2 separate regions of the Homo sapiens genome follow, and region 2 is linked to region 1. The links are chromatin contacts, found by Hi-C in ENCODE. All regions are on one chromosome and are shown on one strand. Each heading gives the region's core, a stretch centred on a gene start or an enhancer-like site at or near the end of the contact. The rest is flanking DNA. Distances are from core to core; before and after follow the strand shown. Region 1 holds the start of PCDHA8 (protocadherin alpha 8). Region 2 holds the start of PCDHB2 (protocadherin beta 2).

Region 1 (6,866 bases), core at 4,178-6,677:
GTATACGGTGTTCGTGAAGGAGAACAACCCGCCGGGCTGCCACATCTTCACTGTGTCGGCGGGGGACGCGGACGCGCAGAAGAACGCGCTGGTGTCCTACTCGCTGGTGGAGCTGCGGGTGGGCGAGCGCGCGCTGTCGAGCTACGTGTCAGTGCACGCGGAGAGCGGCAAGGTGTACGCGCTGCAGCCGTTGGACCACGAGGAGCTGGAGCTGTTGCAGTTCCAGGTGAGCGCGCGCGATGCGGGCGTGCCGCCTCTGGGCAGCAACGTGACGCTGCAGGTGTTCGTGCTGGACGAGAACGACAACGCGCCGGCACTGCTGGCGCCTCGGGTGGGTGGCACTGGTGGCGCAGTGAGAGAGCTTGTGCCGCGGTCTGTGGGCGCGGGCCATGTGGTGGCGAAGGTACGTGCAGTTGACGCTGACTCAGGCTACAACGCGTGGCTTTCGTATGAGTTGCAACCGGTGGCGGCCGGTGCGAGCATCCCGTTCCGCGTGGGGCTGTACACTGGTGAGATCAGCACGACACGAGCCCTAGATGAGACGGACGCACCGCGCCACCGCCTTCTGGTGCTTGTGAAGGACCACGGGGAGCCCTCGCTGACAGCCACAGCCACCGTGCTGGTGTCGCTGGTGGAAAGCGGCCAGGCACCAAAGGCGTCGTCGCGGGCATCGTTGGGCATTGCAGGCCCAGAGACCGAGCTGGTGGATGTCAACGTGTACCTGATCATCGCCATCTGCGCGGTGTCCAGTCTGTTGGTGCTTACCCTGCTGCTGTACACGGCGTTGCGGTGCTCAGCGCCGTCCTCTGAGGGCGCATGTAGTTTGGTAAAGCCCACTCTGGTGTGCTCCAGCGCGGTGGGGAGCTGGTCATTCTCCCAGCAGAGGCGGCAGAGGGTGTGCTCTGGGGAGGGCCCACCCAAGACAGACCTCATGGCCTTCAGTCCCAGCCTTCCTCAGGGTCCATCCTCTACAGACAATGTGAGTCATAAATAATCTTGTTTCCAACAATTTTAAAACAATTAGTTCAATTGGTCTCCTTAAATTTTCTTTCATAATTTCTTTTTTAGTTGATAGCTTTATGTATAATTATTATTTTTTAATGTTATGCTGTATTTGCACTAATTATTTGGAAGTACGTTTAATATACACTTTTGTTTTGGGATGCGTAATACTATAGATCAAAATCTATGGTTTATGTTGGCTACTCTCCATTTTTGGAGGAGGACTTTGCTAACTGGAGCAATGGATTCACCTTTCTTCTATAGTGTATTTACAAAATCAAATATTTACATTTCCATATTTTGATAATCAATACCTATAAATGTTATAGTAAACAAATTTAATATATATGTTACCTAATATTTTATTCTATGTATTGTCCTCATTTTATAAAATATAGCTGTGTCAAAATCATCTGTTCAATTTTGCCTTTTTATCTTTAGTCTAGAACTTGAATTTTAAGCATTTCTTTTACATCTATTTATCTTCTTTTTATCATATTTGTGTAGCACTGACTTCTTTTTAACTTACTTTGTTGAGATGTATTTGCCATGTTCATGAAGAATTAATATGAACAATTTAAAATAGTTTAAATGGCAGTTTAATAGTATTTTTTATTTTGTTCCTTGTTTGTATAAGAAATATATTCACATTCAAAATTTCAAAGAGTGAAATCTAGTACGTAGTAAAAAATCTCCTTGCCTCCTCAAACCCCAAACCATTTACTTTACCTTTCTGAATTTCTGAAGCAGTTTACTTTTTTTGTATATTCCCAAGATTATTATTGCCAAATTATATAAATATATTTACAATCACCAAATTGTAAATCGCCAATATATATATTTTATAATTTGCCCCTTCCTTCCTTCCTTCCTTTCTTTCTTTCTTTCTTCCTTTTTCTTTCATTCTTTTTCTTTTTTCTTTCTTCTTTCAAGACACGCTCTCACTCCATCACCCAGGCTGCTGAAATGCAGTGGTGGGATTATAGCCCACTGCAACCTGAAAGTCCTGGGCTCACAGGATCCTCCCATCTCAGCCTCTGGAGTAGCTGGGAATACAGTTTGCATGTCATTGTGCCTGGCTAATTTTATTTTATTTTTGTAGAGACAGGGTGGAGTCTTGTTTCCCAGGCTGGTCTTGAACTCCTGGCTTCAAGCGATCCTCCTACCTTGGCCTCCCAAAGTATTGGGATTACAGACACGAACAACCACACCCAGCCTGCCTTTCATCTTTCCTTTTTTTTAAAAAAAGAAGTGATTACAGTAGAAACCTACCTTTCTGCACTTTTTGGTTTTCCACTTTAAGTTATATATATATAGTGTGTGTGTGTGTGTGTGTGTGTGTGTGTGTGTGTGTGTGTGTGTGTGTGTGTTTGACAGAGTTTTACTCTGTCGCCCTCTCTGGAGTGCAGTGGTGCAATCTCAGCTCACTGCAAAATCCGCCTCTCTGGTACAAGCAGTTCTCATGCCTCAGTCTCCCAAGTAGCTGGGATTAAAGACGCCAACAACCAAGCCATGCTAATTTTTTTTTTTTTTTGTATTTTTAGTAGAAACAGAGTTTCACCATGTTGCCCCGGCTGGTCTCGAAATCTGGGACTCAAGTGATCTGACTGCCTCAGCCTCCCAATGTGCTGGGATTACAGGAGTGAGCCACCGCATCCGGCCTAAATTATATATTGGGTTTTGTGGCATATTATTTCATTAGCGCTTATTCCTTGTTTTTGATTATTTGCTTTCTTATTTTTAAAAGTATTTGCATCTTATTTTCTTTTATGGATATATCATGATTTATTCATCCAGTACTGTATTAGGGACATTAATGAAACAATAACCGAATTGTCTAGACTTTTAAAAATTTTTTACAAATAATTTGGTTGGTCAAAAAAATGATAGTTAACGGGGCATGGTGGCACACACCTTTAACCCCAACATTTCGGGAGGCCGAGGCAGGAGGATTGCTTCAGTCTAGTAGTTTGAGACCAGCTTGTGCATCTTTTGTAGAGACTTTGTAAAATTAGCTATGCATGGTGATGCATGTCTGTAGTTTCAGCTACTCAAGAAACTGAGGTGGGAGGATCACTTAAGCCAGGGAGGTCCAAGCTGCAGTTATCATGCCACTGAACTCCAGCCTAGGTGACAGAGCAATACCTTGCCTCAAAAATAAAATAAAATGAAATAATAAAATAAAATAAAATAAAAACCCAGAACTGACAATTTTCACTGTTCCTAATATTCTAATATACTTTAGTAAATTATTTTAGGATATGTTACTGTTTTCTTTTCAACGTGAATAAGGATAGAGGTATGCAAAGTCAAAAACCTGTCTGATAATCAATAGAATTATTTACCATTAAGCCATAATATGTCATTCACATAAGCAGACCAAGTTTGCTGCTCTTGTTGAAAGATATTCAGTTTTGTGGAAAAATCTATAAATATCTTTGACCTTCAAAGATGTAACTGTAATCTGTTTTTATTGCTTTGCTTTTATGCTTACATGCATGTATATTTAAAACCTTCCTAGCATATTATTAAAGTTTTAAATATCCTATTTATATTGGGAAATACCTGAAGTTGATAGGGGATCCTCCTTAGCCACCTAAGCTGTATTCATCAATTATTATGATGATGATGATGATTATTATTTTTGAGACAGGGTCTCACTCTGTAGCCCAGACTGCAGTGCAGTGGCACAATCTGGGCTTACTGCAATCTCTGCCTCCTGGGCTCAAGTGATCTTCCTACCTCAGCCTCTCAAGTTGCTGGGACTATAGGCACACACCACCATGCCCAACTAATTTTTGTATTTTTTGTAGAGATGGGGTCTTACCATGTTGCCCAGGCTGGTCTCAAACTCCTGAGATATCGAGAAATACTATTTTCTTTACAAATTGTTTGCTACTATTTAGAGTCAACTACAGAGATTTTTTTGGGTAAATAATGTGATGACAAATTTAAATCATTTCACAGAAAATACCCTTATTTGCCTTTCCTATTTAACCTACGTTTTTGGTAAGAATTTTGTAGAAATTTGGAGGAGCTCTTAATTGCCTACTATGAAGGCATTCATGATGAATCCATGGAGAATTTACTTTTGAGGTGGACTTTGAAAGATGAATAGAATTTTGACAGAAAAAGATGAAGTAATAGAAGAAAAACCTTGAACAAAGAGTGTGCCAAGAAGGAGACAACATATTTTCTGTAAAATATGACTCCTATTGGAAAGTGGTTAGCCTTAGCACTGAGAAGATTGGCTCATGGTCACGTAGCGTATCTCCCAGATGGAAGTCTAATGTCTTGACAATTAGTCAATAGAAAGATAAACTTGTTGAAGATTTTAGTGAAATCGAGTGAAAGCTGTACTAATAAGGACAGAAATTATCACACGTGAAAGGAGAGATGGGATGTATACAAATTTTAAATATGGTAGGCAAAGGAAAAGAAGTCATAAAAATACATATGAGTAAATGTGGAGAATCACTATGCTATAAAAATTGTGATTTTTTAATGATTTGGGTTTTGGGTGATTATTGATTAGATATTCTTTTAACTTTGGTCGACTCATTTTCTAGGCAATGTTAGGGTATACAGGTAAAAATGTCAGGTAGAAAATGAAAATAGGGGGTTGCAGATATGGAGTTAAGAATACTTCAAATAATAGGCTAGTTTAAAGCCGTGGAAATAGAAACGTTAAATAAAAAGTTGGGGAAAAAAGTTTAAAGGCATAATTCTGGTAAATACTCACTTTTTGGAGCAGAAGAAAGATGAAGAACTAACAAGCCAATGATGGCAATACTGCTAGAGTTTGGCATGTCAGAGAAATCATAAAGGAAAATGTTTTAAGTGAGAGGCTGAATTTAACAAGCTATAGAGATATAGAGAAATAGTGTAAAGAATATGCACATACATTTTTATTACTTTAGTAAATAAAACGGTTCAGGCAATTTGACATTTATTGAATAAAGAAAAGCAAAAATTTAACAATAAGAACACAAGAAGATAAAATGTAGAAAAGTTAGAATTATATGCTCACCTCAGAGTAATATATACCAGTGTTTCTGGTGACCAAATAAATATTAATGCATTTCTTCCACACGAAACTATGGAGGACAGTTTACATTTCTGATATCCATGACATACAGGTCATACTTAAATTTATTATTAATTGATACGATATTTGAAATATTGGGAAGAAATTCCTTTCCTTATGAAGAAGAAATCCCTAGCTGAAACTAATGTAAGGAGCCAGACAGTATGAATGCCTCTGCAATTGATAAAGTTAAGGATTTACTATTAAATTATGATAAAGAAATAGAAAGTGCATAGAAGAACCCAGATATTGCGGAAGTAATTCATGTAATCATTACCTTTTGAAGCCACATGATGTCGCTGTCTACCAAGAAGTTCTGGTTGGTCAATGTTCAAAGTCTTTTCTCTGACAGCATCTGTCTCTAAAGGCCGAACAACGGGAGATGCAGCGGAATTGGATTAAAAGACTCTGAAAGTACAGTCGTTCATCTTTATATTAAGATAATATTTTCTGATAGGAAACGACTATTTAACATGGATTATCACTGGCGAGGAGAGCTGGGATCCTGGCGACTACTACTCTTGCTTCTGCTCCTCGCAGCCTGGAAGGTGGGGAGCGGCCAGCTCCACTACTCCGTCCCCGAGGAGGCCAAACACGGCACCTTCGTGGGCCGGATCGCGCAGGACCTGGGGCTGGAGCTGGCGGAGCTGGTGCCGCGCCTGTTCCGGGTGGCGTCCAAAAGACACCGGGACCTTCTGGAGGTAAGTCTGCAGAATGGCATTTTGTTTGTGAATTCTCGGATCGACCGCGAGGAGCTGTGCGGGCGGAGCGCGGAGTGCAGCATCCACCTGGAGGTGATCGTGGACAGGCCGCTGCAGGTTTTCCATGTGGACGTGGAGGTGAAGGATGTTAATGACAACCCGCCAGTGTTCCGGGTAAAAGACCAAAAGCTGTTTGTTTCAGAATCCAGAATGCCAGACTCTCGGTTTCCGCTAGAGGGCGCGTCCGATGCAGATGTTGGAGCTAACTCCGTGTTAACCTACAGGCTTAGCTCTCATGATTACTTCATGCTAGATGTGAATTCAAAGAACGATGAGAATAAACTGGTTGAGCTCGTATTAAGAAAATCCTTGGACAGAGAGGACGCTCCTGCGCACCACTTATTCCTGACAGCCACAGATGGGGGCAAACCTGAGCTCACAGGCACTGTTCAGCTGCTGGTCACAGTGCTGGATGTGAATGATAATGCTCCCACTTTCGAACAGTCTGAATACGAAGTAAGAATATTCGAAAACGCAGACAACGGAACAACAGTTATCAAACTGAATGCTTCTGATCCGGATGAAGGAGCCAATGGGGCAATTTCATATTCTTTTAATAGCCTTGTTGAAACTATGGTTATTGACCACTTTAGCATAGATCGAAATACGGGAGAAATAGTGATTCGGGGTAATTTGGATTTTGAACAAGAAAACTTATACAAAATCCTCATTGACGCCACGGACAAAGGCCATCCTCCCATGGCGGGTCATTGCACCGTTTTAGTGAGAATTTTGGATAAAAATGATAACGTCCCTGAGATAGCACTGACTTCCTTATCCTTGCCTGTACGTGAAGACGCTCAATTTGGTACTGTCATCGCCCTAATTAGCGTGAACGACCTCGATTCAGGTGCCAACGGGCAGGTGACCTGCTCCCTGATGCCCCATGTCCCCTTCAAGCTGGTGTCCACCTTCAAGAATTACTACTCGTTGGTGCTGGACAGCGCCCTGGACCGCGAGAGAGTGTCGGCCTATGAGTTGGTGGTAACCGCGCGGGACGGGGGCTCGCCTTCGCT
Region 2 (6,866 bases), core at 3,725-6,224, 250 kb after region 1:
CTCACTGCAAGCTCTGCCTCCCGGGTTCACGCCATTCTCCTGCCTCAGCCTCCCGAGTAGCTGGGACTCCAGGCGCCTGCCACCATGCCCAGCTAATTTTTTGTATTTTTAGTAGAGACAGGGTTTCACCGTGTTAGCTAGGATGGTCTCGATCTCCTGACCTCGTGATCCACCTGCCTTGGCCTCCCAAAGTGCTGGGATTACAGGCATAAGCCACAGCACCCAGTCCATATTTTCTTTTAAAGTAAAATTTCAATAGTGATCTTAGTGAAAATTCAATCATCTACCAGATTACCTAAACCTGATTTAAGTTTTAACCTATTTTAATCATAAAAAAAAGTCTGAGATTTTTGGAAGAGGTCATACCTCTGTCTCTCTCATCTCTATTTCCATCTATATCTGTCTATCTAGCTTTATCTGCAGTCCTGGTCAAGATTTTTATTTTCAAGGGGACAGATTGTCCTAATAGACTCTGATGGTTCTCCTTAAACAAAATTGGGCAAGATTCTTGTGCAGGTATCATTTTAAAAACCTTTTCTTGCTTATTTGTACTGTGGGAAGAGAATAAACAACACCATTTCCCCTTTTTGAGTTATATTTATTTCTTGTTTCATTTGCTTGTTTGTTTGTTGTTGTTGTTGTTGTTTGAGACAGGGTGTCGCTCTGTCTCCCAAGCTGGAGTGCAGTGGTGTGATCTCGGCTTACTGCAACCTCTGCCTCCAGGGCACAAGTGACGCTAACACCCCAGCCCCCTATGTAGCTGGGACTATGGGCGTGAGCCACCACACCTGGCTGATTTTTTTTTTTTTTTTTTGGTAGACATGGGGCTTTGCCACATTGCAGGCTGGTCTTCAAAACTCCTGGACTCAAGCAATCCACCCATCTTGGACTCCCAAAGTGCTGGGATTACAGGTGTGAGCCACCACGTGTAGCCGACCTTTATTTTGAAATCTTGTTTGCTTGAGCTTCATGAAATGTATGTCTTGATAGATTATGGGGAAACTTATTTGTATCCTCAATAAGGTAAAAGTAAATTAGTTGAATATGCCCCCAATTTTCACACTAGATTAGGGTAATAAACTATGCCAGAACACTCCCTTCTTGTCCTAGAATATTTCTCTTATATTTTCTGCAGAATCTTAGTGTTAGATCACTGAAAACCCCTCCTTCTTCTGCCATCTTATGGCTGAGTAAGTAAAGCCAGCTTGTGGGCAGAAGGCATTGAAAGGCTGAAGATCCCTCTCTATTGAAAGAGGGATACTAGTGGGGATAATATCTCCATATCATTTGGCATTATCTTTGATAGGAAAATGGTCATGTAAATCCCTTTGACTACCCTTTCTCCTAATTCTTGTAATTTTCATCTCATGGCAGTCAAAAGATCAAATCACCCTTTAGTCCAAAAAAGAGAGAGGCAAGCTTAATTATGACAGATACTCAAACAATGTGTTCTTATTTAGTTTTTGAATGGCTGTACTTTTGTAATAAGACTGTAATGACTTGCTTTCATTTTTGGTATGTTTTTGAAAATATTTTTCTATTCCTGTATATGAAATTATTTGTGTAACATTTTAATATGTTAGATTTTATTAAATGAATCTTCAAAATTATGAAAGTGACTCCTAGGATAATGTCTCTGCTTGTGCAGCATATGAAAAGTAAAGCGAAACCTAAGAAATTAAACCTACTGTAATAACATAATTTTTAAATTATGCAATAGATTCCCCTCATTATAATATAAATAATTACTATATGTAAACATATTTCATTCAGACTTATAAATATGCTATAAATTATAATCTAATATATATGATTCCTTATTAAAGGAGATTAAGAAAATAAGAGCATTTGTAAAGAAGGAAGGTGTATTCTCATCAAGGTTTAAGAAAATAAATGATTTAAAATAGCATAGCGGATATAATGCATTTAAAGCTGGAAACCTATATACGAATATAAAATATTGGTGTTGGTTATATAATCTTTGAAAAAGAGAAACTTACTTCTATTTCTAGGTGTGTTAATAGCATTGAAATGAAAGATGGGTAAAACCTTCTGAATTGTGAGGACACATGACAACATGAGAGGTTTTAAAATTTTTTTCACAATAAAACCTAATGTGTTCTTGGTTATTGTATCCTCTGAAATATCTTAGATATTAAGTTTTCTATTCTCCAGCTTGTGAGAAGAGATTATGTTATTTTCTTCATATTACCTATTTTCCTCTCCTTTATGTTATCCCAAATTAACCATAACTGCTTTAGTTCAGAAAACCTGTCCAAAGGAAATAGCCATATACCTGGTTAAATATAAAATTTCGAGTAACCTACCAGTTATAATTTGCCTGTATGATATAACTGATCTTCACTACATCTATTTCGGACCCTAATCAGGTTTTGCAGATTATATAAAAAGCTGTTTTTAAAGACTTGGACCTTGGGTGTTATTCACCTCAATGAATTTGTTTAATGCTCAATGTCAATGAATTAACATATTTTGAATTATTATAACATCCATATAAAAGTAATAATCATGGAAAGCAAAAAATAATATCAACAGGTAGAGATAGGCATTTGTTTTCTAAATGTTAAGAAAAGGAACCTGTGATTATCCTTTTTTTAGCCAGTTACAAGATGATAAATGAGAGCTTTTTAAAATATTATGCTATTGTTACATTTAATAAATCATCCAGTCCAGTTTTCTGAAAATACAGGGGATAGAAGAACAGGTTAAATGATACCATGAGGAAACAATCAAATTTGGAATGTAGGACATCCTACAAAACAACTAGTCTGGACACTTCAGAAATCTAATGTCATTAAAGATGGGGGAGTATTCTAGAGTAAATAGATCTAATAGCCAAATACAATTATCAAAGTTGGTTGAAAAAGTTTCTAAGACATTCCTTATAACAAATAGTTAAAAAAGTAAGTGCATTTGTCAAAGGAACTTGAGTGAGTGTGAATTCTTATCAAAATTGAGGAAAAGATAATGGAAAGACAGTGAAATTTGATTGGGGCTGGATTTTAGATAACTGTAGAATTTTTTTAAATTTTCTTAGGTATGATAGAACCATTATGATTATATGAGATAATATTATAATTATGTGATACCTGCTGAAATATTTAGAGGTGAAATATGATGTCTGCAAGTTACTTTCATATAAGTCATCAGAAAAGCGGGTGTGTGTACAGAATAAGATAGAACAAATATGGTAAAATATAAACAATTGTTAAGTTTGGATGGAGGTTAGAGTTGTAGTTTATGTATAGTTCTTTTAACTGTTCTATATATTTAATTTTTTTCTTCATCCCCCAATTTTTTAACCCAATGGATCTTTTAGAGACACATCCTAATATTTATTATTATTATTATTATTTTGAGATGGAGTCTCGCTTTGTCACCAGGCTTGGAGTGCAATGGCATGATCTCAGCTCACTGCAATCTCCGCCTCCCGGGTTCAAGTGATTCTCCTGCCTCACCCTCCCAAGTAGCTGGGATTACAGGCACCCATCACCATGCCTGGCTCATTTTTTTTGTATTTTTAGTAGAGATGGGGTTTCACCAGGTTGGCCAGGATGGTCTTGATCTCTTGACCTCGTGATCTGCCTGCCTCGGCCTCCCAAAGTAAAATTATTTTTTAAAGCAGCCTTAGAGTTTACAGAAAATTGAGCAAATAGTACAAACAGTTCCCCTCACATACCGATTTTCTCCCACTCAAAGTTTCCCTGTTATCAAAATCTTGCATTACTGTGGTACATTTGTTACAATTGATGAGCCAATACTGGTAAATTATTAACTAAATTTCATAGTTTAGTGTTCACTCTTTGTGTTGTATAGTTCTGTGGATTTTGACAACGGCATAATGTCATGTATCTACCATTGTAGTATCGTAAAGTACCCCATGTTTAACCTCTTCATCCCCCTCCCTCTTCTTCCTAGCTATCACTTGTCTTTTAAATGTCTCTATAATTTGGCCTTTTTCAGAGTATCATGTAATTTGAATTATACAGTATCATTGCCTTTTCAGACTGGATTCTTTCACTGAGAAATATGCATTTAAGTTTCCTTCATGTCATTCTGTGGCTTGATAACTTCTTTATATTAACATTAAAAAAGAAACAAAAAGACAAAATTAAAAAACCTAACAACAAACAATGACATATATACCCTGTTTGGAAGCAGATTGAAGAAACCATCACTGAAAAGACATTTTTAAAGATAATTGGGGAAACTGGAATATTTACTGGCTATTTAATATTATGAAATTGCTCTTTGCTAGATGTGGTAATTGAATTGAGGTTATGTTGAAAGTTCTCCTAGGCATTAGAAAGGAAAATAATATTGATACATTTACAATAAGGAAATATCTGGCTGCTCTTGGAGAGTTTCATGAGGCTCAGACACATCAAAGTTCAGGAAAATGTGAAGTGGGAGCAGTGCAAAGAAAGAAATATGAGTAAGGAGACTATTTCAGTGCCCATTAAAATACTCTTATTTGGATTCTGTGCTTTTCCTGGGTCTCTGTTTTTCAGCTGGGTTTGAGTGTGATGATGGTAATCTAACCACCACTGAGTTGCACACATGCCCAAACTCTGAATAAAAATAGAACTTTCTTAGTCTAAGCCTTCTTTCCGAAGCATGCTAGGACTGAGATCACTCCCTTCCAGGTTCTGAAATTTATTTTTTCCAGTTTGAAAAAAAAAAAAAGCTTGGATTTGTGAGGGAAGTGAAGATTTATTTATTCTTGCCCTGTCTCTATGGGTGCAATGAAGAGCCTTTCGAAACGCCAATAAGACTTCGGTACACTGAGAGACACTACTTGAAAATACTCAATTTCGATTGCCATCAGCCTGAAAGAAAGCACTGGGATTTTCTTAAAGTTTAGGAGAAAATAAATACTCGGAAGAGACGCGGGGTGGCGCTGCAGCCTTAGAAGTAGCAGAAACAAAGCACCCAGCCGACGCTCCCTTACCCAGATACTCAGCTAAAGAAGCAGCAAGCAGGAAGAGGAGGCTTTCTAAGGCGGTCGCTCCGGGAAATCCGGGCCCTAGGATTGTCCACTCATCCCAGTATCAGCGAGATACGGGGAGATAGAGTTAGCGACAACGTGAGCCAGAGCTGGAGCACGTTTGGTGAGAGACCAGAAAGCAATGGAGGCCGGAGAGGGGAAGGAGCGCGTTCCGAAACAAAGGCAAGTCCTGATATTCTTTGTTTTGCTGGGCATAGCTCAGGCTAGTTGCCAGCCTAGGCACTATTCAGTGGCCGAGGAAACGGAGAGTGGCTCCTTTGTGGCCAATTTGTTAAAAGACCTGGGGCTGGAGATAGGAGAACTTGCTGTGAGGGGGGCCAGGGTCGTTTCCAAAGGAAAAAAAATGCATTTGCAGTTCGATAGGCAGACCGGGGATTTGTTGTTAAATGAGAAATTGGACCGGGAGGAGCTGTGCGGCCCCACAGAGCCCTGTGTCCTACCTTTCCAGGTGTTACTAGAAAATCCCTTGCAGTTTTTTCAGGCGGAGCTACGGATTAGGGACGTAAATGATCATTCCCCAGTTTTCCTAGACAAAGAAATACTTTTGAAAATTCCAGAAAGTATCACTCCTGGAACTACTTTCTTAATAGAACGTGCCCAGGACTTGGATGTAGGAACCAACAGTCTCCAAAATTACACAATCAGTCCCAATTTCCACTTTCATCTTAATTTACAAGACAGTCTCGATGGCATAATATTACCACAGCTGGTGCTGAACAGAGCCCTGGATCGCGAGGAGCAGCCTGAGATCAGGTTAACCCTCACAGCGCTAGATGGCGGGAGTCCACCCAGGTCCGGCACGGCCCTGGTACGGATTGAAGTTGTGGACATCAATGACAACGTCCCAGAGTTTGCAAAGCTGCTCTATGAGGTGCAGATCCCGGAGGACAGCCCCGTTGGATCCCAGGTTGCCATCGTCTCTGCCAGGGATTTAGACATTGGAACTAATGGAGAAATATCTTATGCATTTTCCCAAGCATCTGAAGACATTCGCAAAACGTTTCGATTAAGTGCAAAATCGGGAGAACTGCTTTTAAGACAGAAACTGGATTTCGAATCCATCCAGACATACACAGTAAATATTCAGGCGACAGATGGTGGGGGCCTATCTGGAACTTGTGTGGTATTTGTCCAAGTGATGGATTTGAATGACAATCCTCCGGAACTAACTATGTCGACACTTATCAATCAGATCCCAGAAAACTTGCAGGACACCCTCATTGCTGTATTCAGCGTTTCAGATCCTGACTCCGGAGACAACGGAAGGATGGTGTGCTCCATCCAAGATGATCTTCCTTTTTTCTTGAAACCTTCTGTTGAGAACTTTTACACTCTGGTGATAAGCACGGCCCTGGACCGGGAGACCAGATCCGAATACAACATCACCATCACCGTCACCGACTTCGGGACACCCAGGCTGAAAACCGAGCACAACATAACCGTGCTGGTCTCCGACGTCAATGACAACGCCCCCGCCTTCACCCAAACCTCCTACACCCTGTTCGTCCGCGAGAACAACAGCCCCGCCCTGCACATCGGCAGCGTCAGCGCCACAGACAGAGACTCGGGCACCAACGCCCAGGTCACCTACTCGCTGCTGCCGCCCCAGGACCCGCACCTGCCCCTCGCCTCCCTGGTCTCCATCAACGCGGACAACGGCCACCTGTTCGCTCTCCAGTCGCTGGACTACGAGGCCCTGCAGGCGTTCGAGTTCCGCGTGGGCGCCGCAGACCGCGGCTCCCCGGCGTTGAGCAGCGAGGCGCTGGTGCGCGTGCTGGTGCTGGACGCCAACGACAACTCGCCCTTCGTGCTGTACCCGCTGCAGAACGGCTCCGCG

The links. Hi-C counts contacts between places; a loop is a spot of excess contacts on that map. Pooled maps may share reads with other maps.
Region 2: a pooled map shows a loop between it and region 1 (2.7-fold over the local background). The contact joins the promoter of PCDHB2 here to the promoter of PCDHA8 in region 1. A Hi-C loop is called at or near these places in 1 of 50 pooled maps.

The regions. Positions count from the first base shown.
Region 1 is chr5:140,835,760-140,842,625 of GRCh38, forward strand. PCDHA8 (protocadherin alpha 8) reads left to right here and starts at 5,428. Exons shown (of 4, transcript NM_018911.3): 1 at 5,428-6,866. The coding sequence starts at 5,563. The region is part of intron 1 of PCDHA1 (protocadherin alpha 1); the gene reads left to right. All of the region lies in intron 1 of PCDHA2 (protocadherin alpha 2), which reads left to right. All of the region lies in intron 1 of PCDHA3 (protocadherin alpha 3), which reads left to right. It also overlaps PCDHA4, PCDHA5, PCDHA6, PCDHA7 and PCDHA@. RefSeq lists an enhancer at 1-450.
Region 2 is chr5:141,089,641-141,096,506 of GRCh38, forward strand. It overlaps PCDHB2 (protocadherin beta 2), which reads left to right and starts at 4,975. Exons shown (of 1, transcript NM_018936.4): 1 at 4,975-6,866. The coding sequence starts at 5,151. It also overlaps PCDHB@.